3 separate regions of the Homo sapiens genome follow, and all the other regions are linked to region 2. A link is a contact called in ENCODE Hi-C or POLR2A ChIA-PET data. All regions are on one chromosome and are shown on one strand. Each heading gives the region's core, a stretch centred on a gene start or an enhancer-like site at or near the end of the contact. The rest is flanking DNA. Distances are from core to core; before and after follow the strand shown. Region 1 overlaps NTNG1 (netrin G1). Region 2 holds the start of PRMT6 (protein arginine methyltransferase 6). Region 3 overlaps NTNG1 (netrin G1).

Region 1 (2,700 bases), core at 160-2,659, 380 kb after region 2:
CAGAAGAAATATGAAAAAGATATCAATTTTGTATTTATTTTTACTTTTAAAAATCAAGAAGAGTTTTCCTCTCCATTTCTAGAAAGTTTATTAATTAAAATTATAAACTTTTGGAAAATTCCATTTTATCGAGGTAAACCTGTTTCTATTTAGTATTTTGTACTTGAAACCAAGCGAAGTACTTGGTGAACACAAAGGAGTGCATTCCTAGGTACTATTAAAGTTAGCTACATTAGGCCAGGTGCAATGGCTAATGCCTGTAATCCCAGCACTTTAGAAGGCCCGGGCAGGTGGATCACTTAAGGTCAGGAGTTTGAGACCAGCCTGGCCAACATGGTGAAACCACATCTCTACTGAAAGAGATAAAAAATTAGCTGAGCGTGGTGGCCTGTGCCTGTAATCCCAGCTACTCAGAAGGCTGAGGCAGGAGAATCAGTTGAACTCGAGAGGTAGAGGTTGCAGTGAGCTGAGAGAATAGCGCCACTGCACTCCAGCCTGGGCTACAGAGCGAGACTCCATCTCAAAAAATAAAATAAAATAAAAAGTAATATTAGCTAGATTGTTCCCTCACCCACCATAATTTCTTAAATTATTGCCCTTTTCTAAAGAAGAAAATTGTGTTTCAAGAATGAATAGAAAAATTTAGCTAGCTGATAGGTACTAAGGTCTATCTTTTATCTGTAGTGCTTATATGCACACAATGAATTAATAACAATTTCCTTAAAAAGCTGTAGATTTCACTTACCCTGCTTGAGGCGCTGAGGACAGTGGTACTGGGGCTGCCTGTGCACTAGGCTGGAGTTTGCCCTCTCAGGGCCGTTGGAAGCCTCTGGCTCCTTTGCTAAGGTTTGCCCTATGAGACAGCATGAACCTATTTGCTATTTTCCACAATTAAGATTCCTAAAGGGCTTGCGGCAGGACTGTTAAATTCGAAAGGATACATCACAAGTAATTGAGAGTTAATCTTAATACCATTTTGTATAGAAAGCACTAATGAAAATGAAGGGATATTTACCCCATTCACTTTCACAGAATAAGGCACTAATCTTGGAAACTTTGAACTTCATCTAAGTCTCATCTACATTAAAAATAAAAAAAGAACACTTTGCCAATTCTTTAACAACTGACAATAAAATTCACCACCCTTGCTGTAAAGGAACAACTCATATCTTTGACAAAATGTAGGCTCTGTGTGATGAAATAGATGTTGTAAAATACTTGCATCATTTTATATTATGGCAAATATAAAATGCAGCAGGCTATTCCATGTTGCCACAGTGATTGCTGCTTTGTAATTACTGGTGAATTTGCCCATTTTTTCTACAAATTCCAAACACAGCCATGTCTCCAAAGATACATGTAATTACCCTGTAATGACATAGCAATTACATGAAGATGACATCCTTGCATGCTTCTGTTTCATGTAAACTTGAGCATTAAGCAGGAAGCTAGAGGATATATGGTTTGTGACCCTGAGTAATCACTGTTAATAATCCAGCTGACAAGCTTTGCATCACAATGAAACAGAGCTCAGCAGCTGCTGCTAAGCATTTCTTAAAATTATGATGTATAATTTTTAATTCCCCTTTGAAACCCATGGTTGGGTAATCAGAGGTACCTTAAATAGAATAAGGGGAACATAAGACACTTTTAATACCTGTAAATCAATTCTAGTATAACTTTTAAATGAAGCACCCCCTGCCAGGTATTTTACGTTGCTTTGTAATCTAACAGTCCTGCATGTTCTTCCTAATTTCATGGAATAAAATATGATCCTCCAAGACTCTTTGCATTACTCCAATATCCACCATTGACCATCATTCCATAAATGACACTTTTAAAAAACTGAATTATTTGTTACATAAGGTGAAGGGAAGGCCACACCCCTTCTTGTCCTTTATTTTCATGACTGCAAAACATTACACTTACCCACATTTTCCTATGACAATGACTGGGATATATTATGGTTTAAATGTTTTACTGTTTTGTTTAATTTTGTTTACATTTTTTGCCTCTAAAATCTTATATTAATTAATGGTCATGGGCTAATTGACTGGAGGAGTATGTGAATTCACGTTGGCCAGATGTAACTCTGCTTACTGGCTTACAAAACATTGGTGATTTATTGTCAACTTACACACTTTAAACAGTAAAAAAAAAAATTACAGTTTCGATATAGGTACAAATTTATAATGTGCCTATGTACAGACAAACATTAAAAGCTTTCACAAAATTAGTATTTTAAAATATTTTTAATCTGCTTCCATATACACATGCATATTAAAATAGAAAATGTTAATTTAAAATAAAACTCTAGTTGTTAAGTACAAACTAAGCCAGGCAAGGAGAGAGCATTTTAGAGTTTATTAAGTTTTATTTTTACCTACATATATAACTATTCATCATATAAATGTTTGTTTTATAAGAATGCTGAACTCGAAACCTGACTTAATTAGCATAAAATAAATCATAATTCTAAGGTACTCCACATTTATTTGAAGAATAATTAGTGTCTGTGACATAAACTTAGAATCAAACCCCTAGACCCATCTATAAGGCTAAACCCTGAATCCCCATAGCAAATCTAATATGCCAAACTTGATTATATTAAACTAAATTTTCAAGACTTCTCTTGGTTAGTTGGATGGTATAGTTTTATTTGGTTTTTCATGAGGGAACTGCTTAATGTACCCATTTTTA
Region 2 (2,700 bases), core at 176-2,675:
GTTACAAGGACATAATTCAAGACCACAAGAAAATAAAAATCCATTTTACTCTGAGTGACTTTTTTTTCAAGCTGGCAGAAAATGGCATTATGCCCACCTTGTTAATAACACGGACACCCATACAGATGCCACACATATTTAAAAACATATTTTATTTCCATTATGGACAACAAAAAGAGAGTAACAGCTGATGGTTGACTACAAGAAAAATATAAGAGAAAGAGGAGAGTGTCAATATTGCCCGGACAAGAAAACACAGGAAAAAATGAATTGCATTGAGAAAGTGATTAAAAGAAATTGATTCCGTTATTTCTGAGAGAAAAAAACGCATATATATATAGAATACACCTAGCAACGAGTTTGCTTGTATCACATGGCTCTTGAGTCTGCACTTTTCAGGATTTAACTCTTAAGAGAGCCACAGAATTATCAGAGCAGAGCCGAAAGCCAAGTAACTATTCTTCTAAGTAGAACCAGAAACCTAGTTCTTCCCCAACTGCAATGAAGATTCGCTGGTGGGTGAATGGGCAACTAAAGGCCAGAGAAGTTCTATTATTTGCCCTAAATCACTCAACTAATTAGTGGTCATACTGGAATCAGAACCAAGATTTTGCATTGTTAGGTTTTAATTTTGTTACATTTGCACTCTAACTGCACTGAAAACAGAAAAAAGAAATGCGTAGTGCAGTTTCTAAATTGCCACAGCTGGAGCACTTTAAGAGCTACAATTGTCCAGTTAAGGCGGTAGTGGGTGGATGGTGCTGCCATGTTAATTCGGTGGAATAAAACCAGAGGTGAGTTAGGCCGGGCGCGGTGGCTCACGCTTGTAATCCCAGCACTTTGGGAGGCCGAGGTGGGCGGATCACCTGAGGTCGCGAGTTTGAGACCAGCCTGACCAACAGGGAGAAACCCCGTCTACCAAAAATACAAAATTAGCCGGCCCTGGTGGCATGCGCCCGTAATCCCAGCAACTCGGGAGGCTGAGGCAGGAGAATCGCTTGAACCCAGGAGGCGGAGGTTGCGGTGAGCGGAGATCGCGCCATTGCACTCCAGCCTGGGAAACAAGAGCGAAACTCCCTCTCAAAAAAAACAAAAAACAGAAAAACAAACAAAAAAAACAGAGGTGAGTTCAGCAGAAGAAACAAAGGTGGATTATTAGTCTTAAGTGTGCGTGCCTACTTCAGGAAGGGAGTGAAAGCAAAAAACTGAGGAGCTAAGGGTGGGAGGGGGAATGAAAGGATCTCAGAATGTGGGCGTCGTGGGTGGGAAAAGGGATGCCAGGACACCAGAAGAGCAATACAAAACAGCTCCCGTGAGCAGGCACAGGAGACCTTCCGCGCCGCCGGCCGGGCGACCCCGCAGGAAGTAGGAAGGACGAGCGCGCACTACAAGTCCCAGAAGCCCCCGTTTCCTGGAGCCCGCGCCGTGCCGCGCTACGCCCGCCGGGAGCCGGGCAGAGCGGCCAAGATGTCGCAGCCCAAGAAAAGAAAGCTTGAGTCGGGGGGCGGCGGCGAAGGAGGGGAGGGAACTGAAGAGGAAGATGGCGCGGAGCGGGAGGCGGCCCTGGAGCGACCCCGGAGGACTAAGCGGGAACGGGACCAGCTGTACTACGAGTGCTACTCGGACGTTTCGGTCCACGAGGAGATGATCGCGGACCGCGTCCGCACCGATGCCTACCGCCTGGGTATCCTTCGGAACTGGGCAGCACTGCGAGGCAAGACGGTACTGGACGTGGGCGCGGGCACCGGCATTCTGAGCATCTTCTGTGCCCAGGCCGGGGCCCGGCGCGTGTACGCGGTAGAGGCCAGCGCCATCTGGCAACAGGCCCGGGAGGTGGTGCGGTTCAACGGGCTGGAGGACCGGGTGCACGTCCTGCCGGGACCAGTGGAGACTGTAGAGTTGCCGGAACAGGTGGATGCCATCGTGAGCGAGTGGATGGGCTACGGACTCCTGCACGAGTCCATGCTGAGCTCCGTCCTCCACGCGCGAACCAAGTGGCTGAAGGAGGGCGGTCTTCTCCTGCCGGCCTCCGCCGAGCTCTTCATAGCCCCCATCAGCGACCAGATGCTGGAATGGCGCCTGGGCTTCTGGAGCCAGGTGAAGCAGCACTATGGTGTGGACATGAGCTGCCTGGAGGGCTTCGCCACGCGCTGTCTCATGGGCCACTCGGAGATCGTTGTGCAGGGATTGTCCGGCGAGGACGTGCTGGCCCGGCCGCAGCGCTTTGCTCAGCTAGAGCTCTCCCGCGCCGGCTTGGAGCAGGAGCTGGAGGCCGGAGTGGGCGGGCGCTTCCGCTGCAGCTGCTATGGCTCGGCGCCCATGCATGGCTTTGCCATCTGGTTCCAGGTGACCTTCCCTGGAGGGGAGTCGGAGAAACCCCTGGTGCTGTCCACCTCGCCTTTTCACCCGGCCACTCACTGGAAACAGGCGCTCCTCTACCTGAACGAGCCGGTGCAAGTGGAGCAAGACACGGACGTTTCAGGAGAGATCACGCTGCTGCCCTCCCGGGACAACCCCCGTCGCCTGCGCGTGCTGCTGCGCTACAAAGTGGGAGACCAGGAGGAGAAGACCAAAGACTTTGCCATGGAGGACTGAGCGTTGCCTTTTCTCCCAGCTACCTCCCAAAGCAGCCTGACCTGCGTGGGAGAGGCGTAGCGAGGTCGGAGGGGAAAGGGAGATCCCACGTGCAAGTAGGGGGAA
Region 3 (2,700 bases), core at 71-2,570, 300 kb after region 2:
GAAGAAGATGATACTCTCAAGTTGAGCACTGGAAAATAGATGGGCATGAGGAGATAGTACTTAATTTTTTTTTTTTTTTGACATCTATGACTAGAATTAATCAACAGCAAATGGCCACTTGCACATAGATTTGGTCACGAGTGGGGGTTTCCTGTTCTGGATGAGTCTGTCTAATGTAAACTTTTTCTTTACAATCAATTCATTTGTTGCATTCTAGTGTTGATCTAGCCCACTGAAAATCTGGTCATCTTTTTCCAAACTAATACAGAGCACTGACCTATGGGGGAGAAAAGCCTAAATTTTAGTGTATCTGTTTTGAAAGTAAGGAATTCTAAAGAGGACCTTACGATGATAATCAAATCATTCCAGGAAAAAAAAAAAGGCAGAGAGTTTAACAACATCTACAAGCTGCTGTTGCTTAAAAACACAGTATTTGAACTGCAATTTGAGCATATTTTTACCCTTCAGACATTACAAACATGCCATAACACCCTGCTGTGAGGACAGCTTTGGTGCCCCAGAAGTAAAAGAGTTTAGCTGTGATTAAAGGATTGAAGTCTGTGCCTTGAACTGACAGATTAGTTTATGCTAGGTTTTCTCTGTTAATTCTAGACTTGACAGCTCCACTGTAAATTAATCTAAATTATGGCCAACTGCTACAAGGCTGATCATTGTCTCACAAAAAAATATAAAGTTCTATTGAAAATGCGGACGTCTCTATCACCAAATGTTACTCCAATTTGCTAGAAATCTGAACAAGGCAACTTAAAACACACACACAGGAAATTGCAGCTCCTAGATGCCAGTAGAGCTATAGAGATTTGGACACACAAACTGAGCTGTTGGGGAGAACGGGTCTGACTTCTGTGGTCACTGATGTGTGAGCCTCAGTGTTTGTCTTTAGCAGCTCATGACAATGTAATTACATCCTGCGTGCCCAATTTTTCTCATAAATGAAGTTGATAAATATAAACTACAGTTTATGATTGTGAATCACAGCCTGAAGCAATACAGCATGGTCATTGATTGCAGAGAAATATAAATAGGAGATGATAATAGATTGACTGAATCTGAACCCTATCACAGACCAGTTAAGATATCAGAGAATCAGAGAATGGCTTAAGAGAAGCCTTAGTTTCCCAGGAAGAGAAGAGAAAACAGGTCTGGTGGGCAAACAAAGGCTTTATAGCTTCATTAACCTATTCATACCTATAGGATGATCATTTCTCTGGAAATTGCCCCTATCTGAGACTTGATTGAGAGTAGGCATCAGAAGTGAAGGGTGACTTTTTCTATTTTCTGTCTGTCCTTGGCAAGCTCCCCCACCCCCAACACATTTGCATCACTGATTCTATGTTCTTAAATTTGGAGCTTCCTGTTTCTGTGATTAGAAAACCTACAGATAGGTTTACATTTGCATTCACTGTTCATATCATTAGGGAGCTGAACAGACAGTATTGAGTGCATACACCGTGCTAATTCACCTTTACATCTGAAGGAAAAAATACTAAGTGTGATAAGATGAAAAAAAAGGAAAAGAGAGAAGTGGAAATACATATTTATAGAAAACAGTATTTTCTCCAAAACTATCACGAGATAGTCACTGCTATTTATTGTGTAACTTATGTAAACCCAAAACAGTTGGGCCCAATCTGGTCCCCAGATATATCTTATTTGGTCGACACAACATTTTACTTATTTTTTATTTGCATACCTCTTAATCAAGCCTAAACTGTTCACACATGGTTGCTGCTCCCGCCACACCCTGTTGTCTTATACAGGGTCTGCTTACCTGCCTGACAACCGACCAACCCTTTGGTCTATAGCACTCAAACATATTGATTAGAAAAATTGATTTTTTTTAGGAAAATGTTTAGTGGGCATTATATACCAGGTACTGAACTTGACACACCAAAACAATAAATATAATTTCAGGCAGTGATATATACCATGAAGAAAAATGAATCAGGGTAAGGGAAAGAGAATAAGAAGACAGCCACTTTAGGAAGAGGTGATCTGAGAGGTCAGAATATCAGAACAAAAGTTAAAGGATGTGAAAGAGTGGGCCACGGAAATATCTGTGGAAGAACATTCCAAAAAGAGAAACAGTGAGTGTAAAGACCCTGAAGAGAAATAGAAAGTACAGTATGGAATACTCAAGGTGGAAAGTGATAGAAATTAAGGTAGGAGAGATGAGCAAATGCCAAATTGTTTAGGTCCTATAGGCAACAGGAAGCCACTGGAAGATTTTCAGCAAGGAAATCAAGTAATATAATTTATATGATAATGAATGGATAGTCTCTAATTCATGGGTAGTACATAAATAATTTATTTGAATTCTGAAAAGTATTTGCAAAGTCAAGTAATGCCTGTGAAATTTTATCTGCATTATCAGTCTGCTTAGCAAATCAATATATTAGAAAGCATTTAAGTAGCAACTAATATGTGCACATCCTATGCTAAGCCCTGTTTAGGATGTAAAGATCACTTAATATATGGTCCTTGACTCATAGCCGAGAGGCTACTTTCTAACATCTAGTCACCAGTCACTGAGTATCTCTCGTCCATGCCTCCAGAATACATGTTACATATTTCTTCCCATGATTACTAGAAAGACTTAAGAAACTTAGTTTTGTTATTGATTTGTATACATGACACATAAATCTGCTTCTCGTGTAACTGCTATCTCACTTCTTTAAC

The links. A loop is a pair of places that touch in the nucleus more often than their neighbours do. ChIA-PET counts read pairs that join two places held with the same protein, here RNA polymerase II (POLR2A). Pooled maps may share reads with other maps.
Region 1: a map with no recorded cell type shows a loop between it and region 2 (2.3-fold over the local background). The contact joins the enhancer-like site here to the promoter of PRMT6 in region 2. A Hi-C loop is called at or near these places in 2 of 37 single-sample maps with no recorded cell type and 2 of 50 pooled maps. POLR2A ChIA-PET finds 5 or more read pairs at or near these places in 1 of 52 experiments (activated CD4-positive, alpha-beta T cell).
Region 3: a map of OCI-LY7 shows a loop between it and region 2 (4-fold over the local background). The contact joins the enhancer-like site here to the promoter of PRMT6 in region 2. A Hi-C loop is called at or near these places in 1 of 168 maps with a recorded cell type or tissue (OCI-LY7), 2 of 37 single-sample maps with no recorded cell type and 1 of 50 pooled maps.

Annotation. Positions count from the first base shown.
Region 1 is chr1:107,433,027-107,435,726 of GRCh38, forward strand. All of the region lies in intron 6 of NTNG1 (netrin G1), which reads left to right. Among named protein-coding and RNA genes, the nearest start is that of NTNG1, 290 kb to the left of the region's middle. Within about 2 kb of position 1,410, at least 2 of the 41 ENCODE cell types and tissues checked have a DNase peak (open chromatin) inside an H3K27ac peak, as active enhancers do.
Region 2 is chr1:107,055,249-107,057,948 of GRCh38, forward strand. It overlaps PRMT6 (protein arginine methyltransferase 6), which reads left to right and starts at 1,426. Exons shown (of 1, transcript NM_018137.3): 1 at 1,426-2,700. The coding sequence starts at 1,468. The coding sequence ends at 2,595. RefSeq lists enhancers at 1,658-1,707, 1,728-1,867, 1,878-2,007, 2,018-2,227.
Region 3 is chr1:107,358,296-107,360,995 of GRCh38, forward strand. All of the region lies in intron 3 of NTNG1 (netrin G1), which reads left to right. Among named protein-coding and RNA genes, the nearest start is that of NTNG1, 220 kb to the left of the region's middle. Within about 2 kb of position 1,321, at least 3 of the 41 ENCODE cell types and tissues checked have a DNase peak (open chromatin) inside an H3K27ac peak, as active enhancers do; they include OCI-LY7, where a contact is called at or near this core.